Linked DNA regions of Mus musculus: regions 2, 3 and 4 are each linked to region 1. A link is a loop called in an ENCODE intact Hi-C map of the cell type or tissue named here. Cell type or tissue: left cerebral cortex. All regions are shown on one strand.

Region 1 (5,000 bases):
TGAAGGCCAAGGAGGCAGAAGCTGGGGCTGCAGCGGTGGGGCCCAGTCGGGAGCAGCTCAAGGCTGACCTGGATGAGCTGGTGGCTGCTGAGTGTGTGTACTGTGGGGAGCTGATGATTCGGTCTATCGACCGGCCCTTCATTGATCCGCAGCGCTATGAGGAGGAGCACCTCAGCTGGCTATAGGAAGTTCCCCCGCGTGGGTGGACAGACATGGATCCAGCTGCCAGACCCTCCTGCGAAAGCCAGGCCCTGGTTGGTGTTCGGTCCTTGAGCTTGCCGGGTCTGCGATTGTGAGGGGGTTGCAGCCAAGCTTCAGCCGGGAGGTTTTCAGGTGCGAACGCCGAGCTGTGCTTCAGACCTGTCTTAGAGCTGCCCGTCCCAGGCAGCCCGAGCTGGTGAGATCAGCCGTGATCCTTTTAACCACTACATCTAACAGTTCCTCTGTTCTCGTCAGCATGTTCACCTGGACTGAGTGGCCCGCTGTCCTTCCTTCCTCCGTCCTTCCACAGCCTCTGGACCTCCAGCTCGCCCTCTTCTGCCTCAACTAGGTGACCCAGGAGCAAGCAGGCAGACCCTAGGCACTTGTGGGGAGAGTGGGCATGTGGAGATGCTAATGTGACCTGGGGCTCCAGTGTCGGGTGCCCTGAGGCTGAGGGCACACCTGGGACAAGGGGAAATAGGGAGAGTATTAAATCACGCTACAATGGTGGCCCTGGACTTGATGGCTTTGTGTTGATGCTGAAGCTAACAGGATATGATCCCAAGAAAGGATGGAATGCCACAAGAAGGCTGCCTGCACCAAGTGTGGAATAGAACAGGTCAGGTCACGGCCAGCCTAGTCGACATAATAAGTTCTAGGCCAGCAAAGGCTAGAAAAAATTAAATTAAATTAAAAAAATAAAAATAAAAAGAAGAAGTCCAGAGTCCTGCAAGCCTTTGAGCCTTGGCGTAGGTCCTTCACTGGGGGTGAGGCAGGTTTTGCTTGTTTCCTTCTCTGACTATAAATGTTTAGAGATTACAGTCCCTCTTCCTAAATCCTGGAGCTAATCTCACCTCTGGCTGGCAGGTGGCGCTGCTGCTCACGGAATTCATCCAGTTTTGGCACCTTGGGGCACAAATTCTCCAACACTAACTAGGTCTTACTAATGCTTCTTCGGCCATTTCCTTCCTAGTGGTTGCAAGAATTTTCTAGAAGTGCCTGATGCCTGGTCAGGTTCTAGGCCCTTAATTCTTTCTCCAAGTGTTTTTTATGAGCGTATGTTACATATAACAGGGGTGCCTTGAGTCACACTCACCTACTTTCCATGTCTCCCACTAGTTCTCCTCCCCCTCTGCCTCTTCCTCCTCCTCCTCTTCCTCGCTAGTCTTCCTCACTTCCTCTATTACATCTGTATTGTGTGAGGGGAGCATACATGCTGAGTTCCAGTGCCTGGAATGTAGGCTGCCAACCACCACCTTTCCTTCTGCTCTTCCTGCCACTTCTGTAGTCTTCCCTGGGCCTTGAGGAGGTGTGGCCTGACTCTCATTTATAGCTGTAAGTCCCTCATTCTCTCCAGTGGCTCTCACACATTCTGGATTTTGCTTGCCCTTCCGAAAGACTGGATCCCCTGCCAGGCTGGGCCTGGCTTTGCTGTAGGCACTGTGGAGCTCTGTGGCACTTGACCTGTTTTCTCCTTACCTTGCTCCTGTGACTTTGCCTGTCCTCACCCCGAGACAACACTTTCTTAGTTTTAGTTGGGACCAGAAGCTACATCCTGGGACATCCTGGAGTCAGGTCTTTCAGGGACAGCCTTTGCCCTCTGGACAGGTGTTCACAGTGCATTGTCTGACTGGATTGATATGAATTAATCAGCTGGCCCAGGATGTAAGAACGTGAGTGAGTGTTCCTGTCCCTAAGCAGGCGGCCAGCTGACCTAGCTTATAAAATGACCCTTTTCTCCTCCAATGTAATCCTGTGTCAGAATTGTCTCTGGTTCTAACTGTATCTGGCCCCCTAGAGCAGTAAGGTCTCCCATGGTCTCTGCCAGCCCAGAGGGCTAAGCTACCTACACAATGACTCACAAAGATCCTGTCTTCTAGATGCAAGGATAGCAGGTGCGGGGAGGCACCCTCTGTCTAGTAGGTATCCTAATCCTATTCTCTCAAGGAAGATTTGGGAGAAATTTCTTCTCCATGTGGCTCCAGACCCCTTCACACTTATAGATAATAGGAGCACCGTGGTCAACGTGGTTTTAAGTAGAAAGCCTTGGTCTCCCACCAAACTGATTGCTTGCTTGTGGTTTAGATAAAACAGCTTGGAACTGCTGTCTTCGTACATAATGGGGCCTAATACATGTTAGTTAAACAAACACTGCCCTATTGCTCCCTTCTCCCGGAGGGTTTTGCTCAAGCGGCCTGGGACGCCCCTGCCCCTTCTGTCTTATACTAAACAGCCCATCTGGTCTTAGGCTGCTTCCTCTTTCCTGGGAAAAGGCCCCAGCCTTCCCTGGCACTGATAGAATGGGGTTCCGGTGAGTCAGGGCAACGGGAAGCCACAGCTCTTAGATCCCTGGAAACCAAGCAAAACTTGGAATAGAGAGCAGAGAGAAGGCCCTTGGGGCTCTGGCCCTAAGCCTGGGGAGGGGCCAAAGAAGGAGGGGGAGGGAACAGTTGTGTAGGCAGGGGCCAAGATGAATGAGCTGCCTCTGGAGCCTGGAAATAGGAGGTCACTGGAAATAGGAGGAGTGGCCACAGGCAGTGACGCTGAGACCAGGGCAGGAGGCCTGTAAACAAGGAAGCCACCTGGGGGAGATCGAGGGCGGCCGCTGGTCCTGGGGAGCAGGTGCTTCCTGAGGCCCGCCCTTGACAGGGCCCTAGGGGCCGCCTCACCAGTTGTCAGTTGTCCTTAGGCACTAGGGGGCGCTGTGGACTGGCGTCCACACAGAACTGCTCTCAAGCAGCGCTTCTAAGGGGTGTGGCCAACGGAGGGTGTGCCCAGCCAGAGCCCTAAAGCCACCCCCACCCTCCCACCCGAGCTGCCCTCCCTACTGTCCCCAAAGTGTACTGGCCAAGGGCACCAGCCCAGACACTAAAGGAGCAGGGCTCAGCCTGGGTGTGAGCTTATTTCTCCGTGGATACCAATTCTCTGGTTCCTGCCCCTCCTCTCTAAGGCTCAGGTCTCAGGCCAGAGCCTGGCACCAACTCTGTTGGTTGGGAGGGGGCTCAGAAGCCACCAAGCTCCTGGCTGCCCTTGGCGCTGCTCCCCCATCCTCTGGCGCCAGGGAAACAAAAGATTAGGGGCCCAGAGGGACTTATCTGGCCCCACCACCACTGGGTGGGGGGAGGGGGCAAGAGGGGGCACACCTCTCCTCTCCTCCAGCACTACTGATTCTTCGAGACACTTTCACAGGCGGAAATTCCCAGAGGTCAGAGGAGGGAAACGGTTAATTCCTTTTATTCAATGGCCCCCCTCTCCACACCACCCCCTAGCTTCCTCCCTCCACTTCCCGCCCCCCCCTGTGTGAACAGGAAGTGGAGAGGAAAAGGCTCTGAGCAGAGCAGCTGGGAGCAGGAGGCAGGGAGGGAGTGGGCAGCAGGCCCGGTGCCAGCCCTCCCCTCATGGTTGTTTGTTGGAGGGGGGAACACTGTGGCTGTGTATAGAACCTGAAATCTCGATTGGCAAGGGGCACCTGAACTAGGGCAAAGCCCAGCCTCCAAGCCCCTGCCCTCCAACCTGTTGTCAGGCCAGAGACTGGTGTCCTGCCAGTGCAAGCCACCCTTTGCCCAAACCCTGGCTGCCTTGGCCACTGTATCTTACCCATGCTGCTGGGCTGGTTACCTCAAGGCTGGAGGGCAGCAAGCAATTGTACAGCCTCCAATCCTGGCACAGGGCTCCACCAACTCAGCCCCTTGGCCCTGCCAGTCCTTTGAAGCTCAGTCAAAGCTTCCTGTTTGGGGCAGGCGATGCCAAGGCCCCTCCCCCACCATTGTTCTGTAGAGACCATAGGTCCATCTGTTGCCCCCATGGTGGGGCCCCTAGGCAGTACCACACGGGAGCAGAACCACAAAAGACCCTGCTGGCAGCTTTTCTCATTGGGAGCAAGACTGTCCCCACAGCAGGTTGAGGATAAACAGCCTTCGGAAGCAGGCCCTAGAGGGGCTGTGGGATAGGAGGATGCCAGTGAGTAGCTCTGGAGCATGGTGGGCATCTCCTGCCCTCTGCTTCCTCCTACACCTGCGCGTGGAGAGGAGGAGGTGTGAGCCGCCAGGAAAGGGTCAACATTTTCCTGCCCAGATTTCAAATGGGAAAACTGACTGATGGAGGGGGCAGCCTTTGATGGAAGAGATGCCTCATGGCTGGTGGCTTCCTCTCCCTGAATAGCGTAGCCTTTGCTCAGTTCTTGCCTTGAAGTGATCCTTGAGGCAAGCAGCCAGTACCCATTCCCAGAAATCACAGAATGTTAAACGACCCCAGGTTGGTGGCCAGCAACTGATGCCCACTGAGACCAAGCCAAGGCAGGAAAAGGGAAAAGGTCCTGATTTGGCTCTCAGGACAGTGGGTACTGTTCCTGGTTCCCAGGCTGCTGTGGCCAAATGTGCTTCCCAGACACATAGCAGGTGCCACATTGTCTCTGCATCTCCCTCTTGCTCCTAACTCCCTACCATGGGCTAATTTCACATTGTAGGCTGTTTTCCCCCTCACTTCTCCATAGGAGTTAAAACTCTAAGGTCTACCCCACATCTCTCATCATATCCCCAACTCAGAACTCATCCTGCTCCTGCCTCTCAGAAGCGGCCAGAGCCCTGGAACCTTAGCTAGTGATGTGGAAACTCACCCTCAAAGGGTTTCTGTTCTCTTCTTCCACCATGTGTTCCCGGGGATCAAACCCAGGTTGTCAGATTTGGTACCCAGCACTTTTATCCACTGACCCTCATACTCGGCTTCCATCAGCAGCCAAGGAGGCTTGAGCTGAGGGCTAGGGAGGTGATCCAGAAAGAATAGGTAGAAACCTTTCCCCT
Region 2 (5,000 bases), 220 kb after region 1:
AACTGGAGATTGAGGCCTAAGTTGGCCTCAAATGCCCATCCATCTCTGTCTAACCTCCTGAGTGCTGGCCTTAGAGATATGCATCACTGTATCTAGGTAGAATACAGATTTCTTATTTTTCTTTTCTTTTCTTTTTTTTCTGTTTTTTTCGAAACAGGGTTTCTCTGTTTCGAGACCAGGCTGGCCTCGAACTCAGAAATCCGCCTGCCTCTGCCTCCCAAGTGCTGGGATTAAAGGCATGTGCCACCACTGCCCGGCAGAATACAGATTTCTAAACAAGACTCTAGACCTACAAGTTCAGATATGGGCTGGAGAGATGGCTCAGTGGTTAAGAGCACTGACTGCTCTTCCAGAGTTCATTAGTTCAAATCCCAATTCCCATATGGTGGCTCACAACCACCCATAATGAGATCTAACACCCCTTTCTGGTGTGTCTGAAGACAGCTACAGTGTATTCATATACATAAAATAAGTAAATAATTCTTTAAAAAAAAAAAGAAGAAGTTCAGATATTACCCTAAAATCTTTATACTCACTCAAAAAAGAGAAAAAGAGCCGGGCGTGGTGGCGCACACCTTTAATCCCAGTACTCGGGAGGCAGAGGCAGGCAGATTTCTGGCCAGCCTGATCTATAGAGTGAGTTCCAGGACAGCCAGGGATATACAGAGAAACCCTGTCTCGAAAAACCAAAGAGAGAGAGAGAGAGAGAGAGTGAGAGAGAGAGAGAGAGAAAGAGAGAGAGAGAGAGAGAGAGAGAGAGAAAGAGAAAAAGAGATGATCTGATGCCAAAGCAGGCTTATTGACGTGTGAGCGTCCCACAAATGCCCTCATTTCAGGTTGCTTTTTTTTTTTCTCTCAGGAAGTGTAACACCTCTAGGTCAGTCCAATGAACTCAAATTTTACATTTACTAGAAGGAAATAACAACAGAGAAGCTAGCACCCTGCTCTCTTAAGATTAATGCAATATAAAGAAAGTTGAGCAAATACCCTCTACAGTGACATCACCTGTTCCCAAACCCTGATACAAAACACAAAAGTTCACAGTTCACTTAAGGTCTTAAGGAAGAGCAGTACTTGTGAAGTTGACAGAATACATTTCTAACCTGTAGGGAAGTAAGATGTGTTTAGATCTACGTCAATCTAAGGGCAAAACAAACCCAAACAGATAAAACCCTACACCTTTTCTTTTCTGGTGATGTTACAGACTTAAGTGGGGGTCTGTGCAGCTGCCCCAGCTCTCTGCCACCCACAAGAGCGGCCCTACAGCATCCCTGAACCAGATTCTTCCAGACACTGAGTCCGAGCTAAAGATAAGATGGGTCAGCTACAGAGACGATTTCCTCATACATTGATGGAATGGCATGTTTGACCTCACCCATTACTGCTCTTCTTAGGCCCCTCCTAATGCAGACAGCAGGCTTCAGCACTAAGCCTAAGGCCACCATGTGCCCAGAAGCCTGTGGCTAAGGCCACCATGTGCCCAGAAGCCTGTGGCTGAGACCTAACCAACCGACCCCATGAGAAACTCACAGGGTCTCTGTTGGCCTAAAACAGATTTAAAGATGGACTTATCCATGAGTCTGTCTTCTCCAGGGCTGGACAGGGAGGAAGTGTAGAGACCTCAGCTTTTTCAGGAAGATGGAAGGTGTCAGTTGGTGCCTCCCAGGTTTCCTGAAGGAGAGAAGGCGACACCAAAGCGCCTTCTTTTGGGCTTGTTAAAGCTCCCTTATTTCCCACCACTGTCAACTGCTCTATCTCCTCTTTCAAAGAAAACTGGGACTGAGATGCCCACGTGGGAGGCAGGGCGTGGGCTTTCTGGGCTCTCGGGTCTTCTGGCCCCGCTGACTCCCAACACCCCGGTTTGTTCTTAGAGTCCTTATGGGCTTCGCCTTCCTTCCTGGGAGGCACAATCTGAGACTTTGCTGTGGTTTGTTTAGATTCTTTATCCAAAAACTTCTCATCCTCATGAGATTTGGGACATAAAAAGCGTGGAACTTGGTCTCCACCATCCGTCTTATAAAATAAGAAACCCTGGACTCGCTCCTCTTTCCCTGCTGTGCAAGCTGTCGGCTCCTTTGGGTGCAGTGGAGTCCTTATGAGGAGGCCCCGTGCGTTCACTCTGTACTCCTTCACAGCTCGCTCTCTGCGCTGTTTCTGGAAGTCCTGGAGTTGAAGAAGCTCTGCTGGCAGCTCCATACACGCAGGCTAGGGAAGCAAAAAAACTCAGGTTTACAGAGCATGATCCCTAAAATCCCTCAGAAGGATAGGCAAATGAATTTATTCAAATGTGCTCCTGTAGTGCCCTCTAGTGTTTTCTATATAATTACTATTTAAATTTTTTGATTGTACTGTTTTTGAGTAATTTAAGTATTTAAGAAAATTAAATATTTACATATGTGTATGTGTAAATATAGAAAATGTGACTTTCCCAGTCTGGCTTCATTTGGCTTAGACGGTGCACCCTCTGAAAAGCCGAAAAGTAATATCCAGGTACAGCCCACGTACATGTGAGCGCTGGTGTGTGTGTGTCTGTGTGCGCGCGCGCACGCCCGCACCTTAGTAAATGATTGTCTGTACTAAATGATTCTATGTGTGGTGACTGCGACCCCACTTAGGCTCTGTACAAAGCAGACAAGTAGTCTACCACTAGACAGACAAGAAGTCTACGACTAGACAGGGTTTCTCTATGTAGCCCTGGTTGTCCTAGAATTCACTCTGTGGACCAGGCTGGCCTGGAACTCAGAAATTCGCCTGCCTCTGCCTCCCAAGTGCTGGGATTAAAGGCATGTGCCACCATGCCTGGCTAGGAATTTCTATATTTTATTTTATTTTTTGTTTTTTCGAGACAGGGTTTTTCTGTATAGCCCTGGCTGTCCTGGAACTCACTCTGTGGACCAGGCTGGCCTGGAACTCAGAAATCCTCCTGCCTCTGCCTCCCAAGAGCTGGGATTACAGGTGTCGGGGGAAGGATCCCATCACAGAGCCACAGTGATACTGAACTTACTATGCAGCCCATGCTTATCTGGACCTCACCATGCCCTGGCCTCAGCTTCCTAAGGACTAAAGAAATACAGGTGTGTGCTGCTTTAGTATATTCACATATTTGGGGGAAGATTTTTTGCTGTTTTAAAACAGGGACTCATGTAGCTCAGGCTGACATAGAATTCACCACGTAGTACCAGATGACCTTCCTGTGTGCAGGGGTTACATGTGTGAGCCCCCATGCCTAGTTTATGTGGTTGTAGGGGTCAAACCCAGGACTTTATACATACTAGGTGAGAACTCTTCCAATTAGGCACATCCCAAGCTCTACTATCTTATTATTTTTAATATAAAATCTGTCTTGGAGATTGTCCCATATTGGCACCTCTAAGGGCTGTATGTGTATAGCATCACCTTACTGAGCCTTAGTGAACCTTTCTTTCCTCATTACAGAAATATTCAAGTAAAGAAGTGGTATTGGCTGGGAAGATGGCTCAGTGGTTAAAGAGCTTGCTATGTGTGTATGAATACCTAGATCTCCAGCATCCACAGAGAAGCCAGATATGTGCTGGAGGAAGATCCTGGGGGCTCGCTGGCCAGACCATCTAGCTGAATGGGTGAACTTCAGGGTTAGTGAGAGAACCCAATTCAAAAAAATAATCTGAGGAGGGCTGATGAGCTAGCACAGTGCATAAATGTGCTTGCTACCAAGCCTGATCGTCTCAGGACCCACAGTGTGGAAGGAGAAAACCAACCTCTGAAAACCCACACATGCATGCAAAACAAATGAATGAATGAATAAGTAAGTACATAATTGTAAGTCATTTTTTAAAAAGTAAAGTGGAGAGCAGTGAAAGAAAATATATGTTGATGTCTGCCCACCATGACCTCAAGCACAGACTAGTACTCCACACACGGGTACACATGCAGATACACAGCTGCTCTGGACACACACACACACACACATGCAGTATTAAGTTCAGCATAGTAGTATATGCTGTTGAGAGGTGGAGGCAGGAGGTTCATGAGTTTAGATTATCTGTAGATGTATAGCAAGTTCAGGGTCAATCTCAGGTCTATAAGGCTTTGTCTCAAAAACAAAACAAGGAGCTTGAGAAAGGTTACTCTTCAGGAGTAACTACTCTTCAGGAGGCCCAGGGTTTGGTTCCCAGCATGCTCATGGTGGCTCACACACACATATATATACATATACACACACACACACATACACACACACACACACACACACACACACATATTTTTTTTGTTTTGTTTTGTTTTTGTTTGTTTGTTTTTCGAGACAGGGTTTCTCTGTAGCCCTGGCTGTCCTGGAACTCACTCTGTAGACCAGGCTGGCCTCGAACTCAGAAATCCGCCTGTGTCTGCCTCCCAAGTTCTGGGATTAAAGGCATGCGCCACCACTGCCCTGCCAAATATTTTTTAAAAGGTAAAGTGATATAGACTGTAGCTCAGTTGGCATTATGCTTGCCTAGCATGAGTGAAGCCCTGAGTTAGATATGTGCCATTACAGCAACAGGGCGTGGTGGCACGTGCCTGCAACCCAGCACTGGGCATGTGAGGGCAGAAGGGTCAGGAACTCAAGGTCACCTTCAGTTACACAGCAAGTCTGAGGAACACTTGGGATATATCAGTCTGTGCTGGGAGGAAAAATGATTCACCACAAGGCTGTCCCACAAGAGCTGCTTTGTTGTGAAGAGTGGGTATCACAGACAAATCTGGTATCACAAGACTGTAATCCCAGCTGCTCAGGAGGGAGGGAGGACAGACATCAAGGCCATCCTAGACATCTCCATCAGACCTTTGCTTAAAACAAAAATCTAGAAAGGTCTGTGCATGTAGTCTATTGGCAGAGAGTGCTGACAATGTGTGAGTCTTGTGCTTGGGCTCTAGAACTGCAAACACACAACCACACAGGCGAGCTCCCGGAAACGGTGAGTATCTCCGTGTTCAAGGTGAGGAAGAGGCAGCGAATGCACCCACAGGAGAAAGCAGCACCC
Region 3 (5,000 bases), 140 kb after region 1:
AATGGCAATAAAAAAATGAATTGACTGTGCTGGGGTCAGCAAATCCTTTGTAAACTCTAAGCTCTGCAGTCCATGTTGTCTAAAAATCATCATTAATGATTATTAATGATCTATCAACAAAACGGTCTGATTATAAAATAGTGGGTATAGATACATATCTAAAAGATACATATTTGAATTCCATGTTGTGTATTATGAGGTATGTTTTAATTGGTAATTTAAAACTGTGCAATCTAATCTTAGTTTACAGACCACATAAACAGGTTTCTAAATAGCCAGAAATATAGTATGACCCAGTAAATCAATTTGGACATATGTCCTATAGTAATGAAAACAAGACATGTAATTCAAACAAAAATGTACATGAATGTTTATAACTCTGTGCCTGAGGGCACCAAAAGGTGAAAAACACCCTAAAATCCATCAAAAGATGAGCAAGAACCAAAATGAAATATACAGAGAATTTTTAGCTATAGACAAAAGAAAATGAAGCATTCATGTTACAGTGAGGATGAGCCTGGACTTTTTATGCTGAATGAAAGAAGCCCAGCATGTAAGGCTGTATACTGCATGGTTTCCAGTCACAGGAAGTATTTGGCAAATAAAGATTTGTGTTTTCCAGAGGCTAGAGGCAAAAGGAAATAAGAAATTACTGTTTAATGAACATAGGTTTAAGGGTAGGGCAAAGACAATAGGGATGAGAGCAGTGACAGCCGTAAACACTTACATACTTAAAGCTACTGAACCGCACTTTTAAATCTTTATAAGAGCAGGGGTTTTTATTACACTTATTTTATATGTCTGTGAATGTGCATATATCCATGTGTGCCACAGCACAGGGCACAAGTCAAAGGACAGCACGCAGAATTCAGCTCTCTCTGTCATCTGAGTGCTAGGGCCTGAATTCAAATCTCTAGGTTTGGTGGCTCTGCCTCCACTACTTGGTCTAGCCTGCCTACCCTGGTATTTTTTGGCTTGTCTGACTTTTTGAGATAGTTTTGCTAAGTAGTCCTGGTTGGCCAGGAAATTTACTACATAGATTAGGGTGGCCTTGAACTTATAATCCTCTGCCTCATCCTCTTGAGTATTAAGATAACAGGTATAGGGGCTGGCGAGATGGCTCAGCAGGTAAGAGCACTGACTGCTCTTCCGAAGGTCCTGAGTTCAAATCCCAGCAACCACATGGTGGCTCACAACTACCTGTAATGAGATCTGATGCCCTCTTCTGATGCATCTGAAAACAGCTACAGTATACTTAATGAATAAATCTTTGGGACTGAGCAAGCAGAGTTGACCTGAGTAAGTGGGGCAACCAGAGCAACGGAGCAAGCAGAGGTCCTAAAAATTCAATTCCCGGGGCTGGTGAGATGGCTCAGCGGGTAAGAGCACCCGACTGCTCTTCCGAAGATCAACCACATGGTGGCTCACAACCATCTGTAATGAGATCTGACTCCTTCTTCTGGAGTGTCTGAAGACAGCTACAGTGTACTTACATGTAATAAATAAATAAATCTTTAAAAAAAAATTCAATTCCCAACAACCATATGAAGGCTCACAACCAGCTGTACATGTACTCATATACATAAAATAAATAAATAAATCTTTAAAAAAACAAAAAACAAACAGGGCTGGTGAGATGGCTCAGTGGTTAAGAGTACCACCTGCTCTTCCGAAGGTCCCGAGTTCAAATCCCAGCAACCACATGGTGGCTCACAACCATCAGTAACGAAATCTGATGCCCTCTTCTGGAGTATCTGAGGACAGCTACTTAAAAAAAAACAAAAAACAAACAGTATTGTCTTAGCCCTTTGGTGGCGAATAGTGTTATTTAAAAAAAAAAAAAAGATAAAAGGCATATATCACTCTCTTGAGAAAATAATAAATTTTTATGGTGTGAGTATTTTATAATATAAAATAAGTAAAATAGAAAACTCAAGAGGGGACACTTATAATTAGGTCCAGATTCTATTTTATATTCACTATGCTAGTATTAAAATGAAATTCAATAAACAAATATACAAGATGGACACTGAATATGCACATGAACGTTCAGCTCTAAGCACTAATAAAGGAGAGATATGAAGGGAGACTTAAAGCAGTAGTTCTCAGCCTCCCTAATGCTACAACTCTTCAATATAGTTCTTCACGCTGTGGTGACCACCAAACATACTTGTATTTTCACTGCTACTTCATAATATATTTTTCTGGTGTTATGAATCATAATGTAAATATCTGATGTGCAGGATATAGGTGTGAACCCTGTAAAAGGATTGGTTGTCACAGACTGACAACTGTTGCCTTAAAGTAATACCATGCTGCCATCTATTGGCCAGTGGAGGAGCAGCACAAACCTTCAGTGGCAGTATAGAAATTAAGAACTATTTTTTTGACATTGTATTCAACATATATCTAGCCATTATTTGAAAAGAAGAAAAACCAAAATATTATTTTCATTTTTCATATGCCCATAAATGGAATAAATCTTACATCCTTAGAGAACTGAAAATAAGTCGGCCTCACATGTAACAACAGTATAGGTATGGGCCAACATGTCCAGCACAAAACCTATTTACCTTGTGTCTACATCATACTCAAGTCGATACAACACACTTCTTGATTTTTTGAGGCAGGGCTTCATGCTGGCCTGGGACCTACTATATAGCTGAGTGTCCCCAGCTTCAGGTCCTTCTGCTTCCACCTTCCTTGTGCCAGGAAACAAGCCAGTTTTATGAAGTGTTAGGTGTTAGGGATCAAATTTGTGGTTTCATTTATAGCAACCAAGGAGTCTATCAATTGAACAAAATCTCTAGCCCAGTCAATCTTATTTTTTCCTCTCTGAATTAGTTAAATCAATTTTTACATTATATGTGTTAGCCATTATAAGCAGGACCAAGACTACCTTTAGAGTATTAAGAAAAATGAATTAATATGAATAGACTAAAATACAATGTAAAATTTGGAAAAATATACTTTGAAACAAGATAGATATTTCTATCATTTCACCATGACCATCAATTGATATGGAAAATGCCATAATTAACTTAAATTGGACTTTGAATTTCTCACTTACATAGTATAAAGATATACGTATTGGCTCTCTTATTACTCTCATAAGTAATTTTTCTAAGAAAGAAATATAAGGCAGCTGGGAATGACGACTCTCACTTCCAGCACTTGGCAGGTTGAGGCAAGAAGATCAGGAGGTCAAAGTCATTCCCAGTCACTCGACAAGTTCAAAGCCAGCCCAGGTACACCAGACTATTTATCAACAAACAAAGCAAAACAAACAAACAGCTAGACGTCATGTTTCACCTAGAATCCCATCAGTTAGAAACAGAAGCAGGCTGACTACCTATCACAAGTTCAGAGCCAGCCTGGACAACATAGTGGATTCTAAGATAGGCTCCTGGAGTACTGGAGGTAGAGTATAGTTCTGTCTCTAAAACAGAAGAAAACAAATGAAGCAAATACAGATATAAGGGACTTGATAGGTAGTTCACTTTGTACAGTGACAGTCTAGCCTGCATGAAGCTCTGTGATTCCTAAAGCCACATAAACCTTGTGTGGTGGCATATATACTTAGAAACACTGGCTACATAACAAGTCTGAGGACAGCATATAACACATAAGACTGTATCAAGGAAAACAAACATATGGAGGCTGAAGAGATGGCTTAGCAGTTCAGAGTACCCACTGCTCTCCTCAAGCACCTGAGTTTGGTCCCCAGCACCTGTATCAGGCAGTTCCCAAGCACCTGTAACTCCAGTTCTAGAAGATCCAACTACCCACACATAACTATGCACATTGAAAATAAAAAGTAGAAGAGTGGGGTGCACATCCTTCATCCCAGCAATCAGGAGACAGAGAGAGGGAACCAAAATGAGAAAATGCCTCCATAATATTGGCCTGTATACCAGGTGTGGTAACACAGGACTTTATTCACAGCACTCTGGAGGTAGGGACCAATGGATCTCTAGGAGTTCAAGGCCAGCCTGGTCTATATAGAGAGTTTCAAGATAGACAAGGTTGCATATAGAGACCCTGTCTCAAACAAATAAACAAACAAAACAAAACAAAAAAGCAAAAAAAAAAAAAAAAAAAAAGAAAAAGAAAAAGAAACAAAACCAAGATTAGCCTCTAAGCAAGTCTGTAAGTGATAGATGTGGAAGGTCCTATCCTGCAGCGGGCGGGGCCACACCTTCATAGATGACTGATGAAAAAGGCAGGCTGAGCAAACTATGAGAACAAACCAGTAAGCAGCACACTAGTTCTAAGGCCTCTGCTTCAATACCTGCCTCCAGGTTCCCGATTGCTTGAGCTCCTGCTCAGAATTCCTTAAAGGATGATGAAATATAAAGCTGTGAACTAAAATGAACCCTGTCTTCTGTGCTGCTTTCGGTTACAGTGTTTACTACAGCACAGAAGTCTAAGACAATTAGACAGCAGTAAACAAGGGTCAGAAAGCTTATCTTAAAGAACAAGAGGATCTTTACCTTAAATTTAGGAACAAATCTTGTAAACTCCTGGTGCCAATTATTAAGTGTAGAAGCAGGTGAAATTATTAAGAAAGGTCCCCAAATGTTTTCTCTCTGCAACAGAAAATGAGGTTAGCCTGCTGTAGGAAAACTGAAGTTATTTAATCCTAAATAATCAACCCATGACAAGAGAAGTTTAAAAATAGATATTACTGTAACAAGAGAAACTGTGCCTATCTCCCAAGTGTCTACACATATCTTTCAATGAAAAGCAATGTTAGTATAAAAATGACACACTAAGGAGGTAAAGTACTAAGCAGTGACACTCGTGACTTTTGGGTCTTAATTTCATTCATAACATGTGCATGACATGGAGCTGGAGAAATGGCTCAATGGTTAAGAGCACTGATTGCTCTTCAAGAGGTCCTGAGTTCAATTCCCAGCAATCACATGGTGGCGCACAACCATCTGTAATAGAATCCAATGGCCTCTTCTAGTGTCTGATAGCAACGGTGTACTCATATA
Region 4 (5,000 bases), 110 kb after region 1:
TTTGCCAAGTACACAATTATTGTCTACACCGAGTAAGAACGGATGTGCTGACAGCACCATAACAAATCACCAGCTGCTCTGTTTTTGCTACAAAGCTATGGGTCCTGGATGTTTACTCCTCTGCACTGCAGCCCGCCTTTTCCCACCTTCGGAATACTGCCAGGACACACTGCCCTGCCCTCCCGGCCGCTGTGGTCCACACCTTTGTTCAGCCTCTTTGTTTGCTCCTGTTTAGATTACTGAAATGTTCTTCTCTTTGCTGTCTCCTGACCAGCACAATCAAATGACTGCAGCGGGGCTGGAGTGAGTGCTGAGCTCTCTCCCTGGCACCAGACGAGGAGGCAAGTGGAAATTCCTAGTCTCATCAGGCAGCCATGCTTTCAAAACAACTCACAAAGCTCCCTTCTCCTCACAGTTCCTTCTCTATGGCTTCTCTTGATTTTGATAGCTTTTACTCTTTCTGACAGACCCAGTCATCTTTTTGTTTTCCCTTTTTTAAAGCCATACATTTTTTGAAAGGGAGTGGGCAAAAAAGCTCTCCACATTTTTATAGTGCTTATGTCCTCTCTCCATTCAGACACACCCCTTCAGAACAAACAGTAGAGCACACACAAATCTGTATGGTGTCTAGAATCTGAGAGGCATCAAGTTACTTTGTAATAAAAGATTTATTTATTTTATGTGTATGTGTGCTGGCTAGTCTTATGTCAACTTGGCACAAGATAAGAGTTATCAGAAGGGCTGGAGAGATGGCTCAGTGGTTAAGAGCACTGACTGCTCTTCCAAAGGTCCTGAGTTCAATTCCCAGCAACCACATGGTGGCTCACAACCATCCGTAACAAGATCTGACGCCCTCTTCTGGTGCATCTAAAGGCAGCTACAGTGTACTTATGTATAATAACAAATAAATCTTTTAAAAAAATAGTTATCAGAAATCAGAGAACCTCAAGTTGAGAAAAATGCCTCCATAAAATCCAGCTGTAATGCATTTTCCTAATTAATGATTGATGGGAAAGGGTCCAGCCTATTGTGCATAGTGACACCCCTGGGCTGGTGGTCCTGGGTTTTATAAGAAAGCAGCCTAAGTAAACTATTATGAGCAAGCCAGCAAGCAGCACTCCTCTATGCCCTCTAGGTTCCTCCACTGATGAACAGCAATGTGGAAGCATAAACCAACAAACCTTGTCTTCCTAGGTTGCTTGGTCATGGTGTTTCATCACAGCAATACTAACCCTCAGACAGTATGAATATTTGCCTACATGTGTGTATGTATATTGCATATGTGCATGGTACTCATGGAGGTCAGAGGAGGGCACTGCAAATTCTGGAACTGGTGATTTGGACTTTTGTAAGCCACAATATGGGTGCTGGGAACTAAACCTGGATCCTCTGTAGGAACAGCAAATTCTCATAAGTTGGCAGCCTACTTCTCCATCCCCTTTACTGACTTCAAAACTATGATTAAACAGTCTTCACACTTCCTGCCTCCCAGAGTTTCTTTACCTAGTTTGGTAACTAGGATAAACTAGTATTAGAAAGGTGAAGAGGGGGCTGGAGAGATGGTTCAGCAGGTAAGAGCACTGACTGCTCTTCCTAAGGTCCTGAGTTCAATTCCCAGCAACCACATGGTGGCTCACAACCACCCATAATGAGATCTGATGCCGTCTTCTGGTGTGTCTGAAGACAGCTACAGTGTATAATAAATAAATCCTTGGGCTGGAGCGAGCAGGGACTGAGCAAGCAGGGTTGACTGGAGCGAGCAGAGGTCCTAAAAATTCAATTCCCAACAACCATAAGAAGGCTCACAACTATCTGTACAGCTTCAGTGTGTACTAATATACATAAAATAAATAAATATTTAAAAAAAGAAAGGTGAAGAGGTAAAGACACACATGCACACATACACACAAGTGCACATGCACACAAAGATGAACTCAAACATAACAGAAATAGCAAGTGTTGCCTGCTTGTGACTGAGGGAGGTGAACACAGATGGACTAAAATCTGGGTTGGTTTTGCTTTTTGTGGTGCTAGGGGTCAAACACAGGCTTCATGCATACAAGGTGAGTGCTATACAGTGAGCTACATCCTTAGACTAATTTGGACCTTTTGGGACTGTTTTAAAAGAAAAGGTCCCAAAGAAACAGACTTGAACCAAGAGATTGAAACACTTAAAGAACCAAAAATATCTGAGTTAACCAGTGAATGTGCTATACAAAACAAACCAATATCCAGCATTTGTCTTTAGTGAGATATGCAGGAAAACAAGACCTTTCTTTTACTGTCCACACTGGTATCTTTGGCGCCCGGCATACATCACTCAATTTTTAAGAGCTACCCAGGTGTGCTGTACAAAAGCACTACTTGTGGCAAAGCAGGGTAAACACCAGAAGCATAATTACCAAGAAATCAAGCAGATTCTGTCCAGCCAAACCCAGCCTCAGCCCTTTCTTTAAAATTAGACCTCAAATCAGAACTATCCATTCTCTCACAATCTTTCCTGCAATCCTATGGTATTACATTTAAAAATAGGTTCTTACTGTCTACAGCTTTAAGTCACAAGACAGAAGATTAAATGTCTCTCTTTTCCAAGGAAAGAACCCCTCTGAAGGGCTGAAACCTGCAGAAGCAATCAAAGCATGAAACCCATGAAATTTTGTTCAGTCTTTCAAAGAATGCAAAAGACTCCACTTTTCCCAGGGAACCAAAAAATGTAAAAGTATAGAAGAGATAAAACACAGGTTCAAATGATACCCTCCCTGCCCCCACCCCACCCCAGCTAGCCCACAGAGTACAATGGGGTCGGTGAGGAGCTTGTTGGTTCTCACAGTAAACAGCCAGTGAGGCTGGTGCTTTTTATCGATGCGAAAAGAACTCAGACACTTCCTGCTATTTAAACAAGGTCCATTTTTCTTTCAAAGAACAGGAAAAGCCACAAGAGATTTCCCACAGCGCCAGCAATAGGCCTTCTACTACTATACTGGGAACCAAAGAGCCAGAATGAAGGAAGAAGAAATGCAGTGCATCTTGCTTCTTTTGGTACCTATTCTTCATTCTCCCTCCATGTCGGCAGTGTCTGCTCTGTCCTGCTTTATGCTTGGGCTTTCCCTAACTTCCAATCACTTTTACCCACGGCTTTCATGTATTCTAAAGTCACTTCCAAGGCCATATGCAATGTAGGTTCCCAAACAGACAGCTTTCAGTTAAAGCACTCCAAAGGCTACAAACAGGATGATAAAGCCTTCACAAGAAACAAAGACAAACAGGTCCTCCACATTGGAATCCAGCTGTCACTTATACTAGACGCTCCCTTTTGAGAGTATAGTCCCTAGTATGCATCCATTAAATTTCAGTAATAATACAATCAGGACAGCAGAGAATTTGGACAACCAAGCCAACACTGCAGGCTGCAGGCTGCCAGCAGGTGTAAACTGCATCAGTCTGTGAAGCCTCTGGTTCAACTTCCTTAGTGCAGTCTCACTAAAGCAAAGATGAAAACCTAGTTTCCTTTCCATCCTGGACCTTGACCCAAGGGGGTCTGGGAATCTGCTAGTGTTTTGGCACAAAACACACTGTTTTTCCTCTTGCTATCATTTAGATCTCTAGACCTTGTGCAGGACACTGTTTATGCTACTTAACTAGGCTCTGTGGGAGTGACGACATTCTCATTCATTCCACTGGCAATGGCACAAAACAACTGCACTCATTCGACCTGAAGTCTTTCCTAAACTTTGTGGGGTTTTGGGGTGTGTGTGTGTGGGGGGTCATCTGGTGAGGGCCTTGTGCATACTAGATAAGCACTCTACCCATGAGCACCCCAACCTTCTCCCATTTAAAAAAGTGACATTACACTCTTCTTATCAAAGGAGAGTACTCACGAACAAATCTAGAAACATTTCAATCATCATCTTTCCACTCAAGACACAAAGTACTCATATTTTTACCTATAAGTTACAGGTTAGGAGAGTTAGAAACCTCAGGAACTCCAAATACCAAACAACAAAAACTATCACATGGGCTTTCTCCCCCTTTCTCCTCTTGTCAAAGCTGGAAACATGCTCCAAAGAGCAGAAAACTCACCTGGAATTCTGATGAAAGACCAGCCGTTCTGGGGTCTAATGCTCAGCAGCCCTCCAGCTGGCTCTGGGAAGAACTGGGATCTGCGACTCAGCCAATCCGTAGCCAGCTCAGGAGCCCCATTCAACAAACACTGCTTGGCAGCCAGACTCCCTCCTTCCTTCAGAACTCCTCTCTCATACTCTGCACTTCTGTCATTACAGTAAGAATCCAACGGCACTGCGGTGACCTGCAGGGTAAAATTCGCAGACAATAAAATGGCTCTTCTGCCATTTGTCACACACATCAAGCCTTTGAGGGAAATCAACTTTTTTTCCTTCTGAGATAGGATCTCATATAGCTCAGGCTGGCCTCCAAATTCTCAAGAAGCCACCTGAGTAGTCCTTTCACCTACCCAGTGGGGGTTATAGCAAGTTTCAGGCTTGTGAATGCTGAGCTCTATCCCTAGGCCCACAACTCTGAAATCAGATCAATGTGAATAACCTCAGACTGGTGGCTTTATATTTCATCCTCTAGCATAGTAAGATGAAGGCAAAGACTAACTCAATTTGAGAGCTTCTCTGGGCAAACTGGTAATCGCTAATCACATGAACCTGCAATCAAAAGATATAAAAAGGTGCATGTAGATAAAGTAAGATTCTAGTCTGGATATCTACTCTCAATATACATTTACCACCCACTTATTACAAGTGCTATGGCCACTTATGACAGTGATGTCAGAAAGGAAGCCTGAGACAGACAGCAGTCAGAAAGGACTACAGTGTTTGTCTGACACACCTTAAGCTATCTTTAATGCTTTCATGGCAAAACTTCTTTGTTTCTGAATACTTCGCATGGATAAACCTAAAGGAAAAAAAGGGAAACCCTCTTTCAAGCCATGCTGGAAAAGGAAAAAGGAACACAGGGGATAGAAGGAAGCAAAC

The links. A loop is a pair of places that touch in the nucleus more often than their neighbours do. Peaks named below come from ENCODE experiments on the same cell type or tissue, not always from the same donor. Only the 100,000 strongest peaks of a DNase experiment are listed, where the experiment ranks them.
Region 2: it touches region 1 in a loop (2.1-fold over the local background); 13 of 42 quality-filtered maps call a loop at or near these places.
Region 3: a loop joins it to region 1, with 4 times the contacts of the local background. A loop is called at or near these places in 19 of 42 quality-filtered maps.
Region 4: it touches region 1 in a loop (5-fold over the local background); 24 of 42 quality-filtered maps call a loop at or near these places.

What each region holds. Positions count from the first base shown.
Region 1 is chr2:119,297,435-119,302,434 of GRCm38, forward strand. Vps18 (VPS18 CORVET/HOPS core subunit) reads left to right here. Exons shown (of 5, transcript NM_172269.3): 5 at 1-1,019. The coding sequence ends at 185. Among named protein-coding and RNA genes, the nearest start is that of Vps18, 11 kb to the left of the region's middle. In left cerebral cortex, CTCF peaks have their summits at 1,065 and 2,870 (motif pointing right); DNase peaks (open chromatin) are centred at 1,076, 2,809 and 3,787; H3K4me3 peaks cover 258 bases; H3K27ac peaks cover 1,318 bases.
Region 2 is chr2:119,518,521-119,523,520 of GRCm38, forward strand. Exd1 (exonuclease 3'-5' domain containing 1) reads right to left here. Exons shown (of 13, transcript NM_172857.2): 13 at 884-2,205. The coding sequence ends at 1,546. Among named protein-coding and RNA genes, the nearest start is that of Gm33412, 13 kb to the left of the region's middle. In left cerebral cortex, a CTCF peak has its summit at 2,295 (motif pointing left); a DNase peak (open chromatin) is centred at 2,185.
Region 3 is chr2:119,434,882-119,439,881 of GRCm38, forward strand. Ino80 (INO80 complex subunit) reads right to left here. Exons shown (of 36, transcript NM_026574.4): 14 at 4,494-4,589. Among named protein-coding and RNA genes, the nearest start is that of Ino80, 40 kb to the right of the region's middle. In left cerebral cortex, CTCF peaks have their summits at 1,625 and 2,328 (motif pointing left); a DNase peak (open chromatin) is centred at 2,322.
Region 4 is chr2:119,408,322-119,413,321 of GRCm38, forward strand. It overlaps Ino80 (INO80 complex subunit), which reads right to left. Exons shown (of 36, transcript NM_026574.4): 26 at 4,081-4,306. Among named protein-coding and RNA genes, the nearest start is that of Chac1, 60 kb to the left of the region's middle. In left cerebral cortex, no CTCF peak of the experiment used is centred here; no DNase peak of the experiment used is centred here; H3K27ac peaks cover 1,140 bases.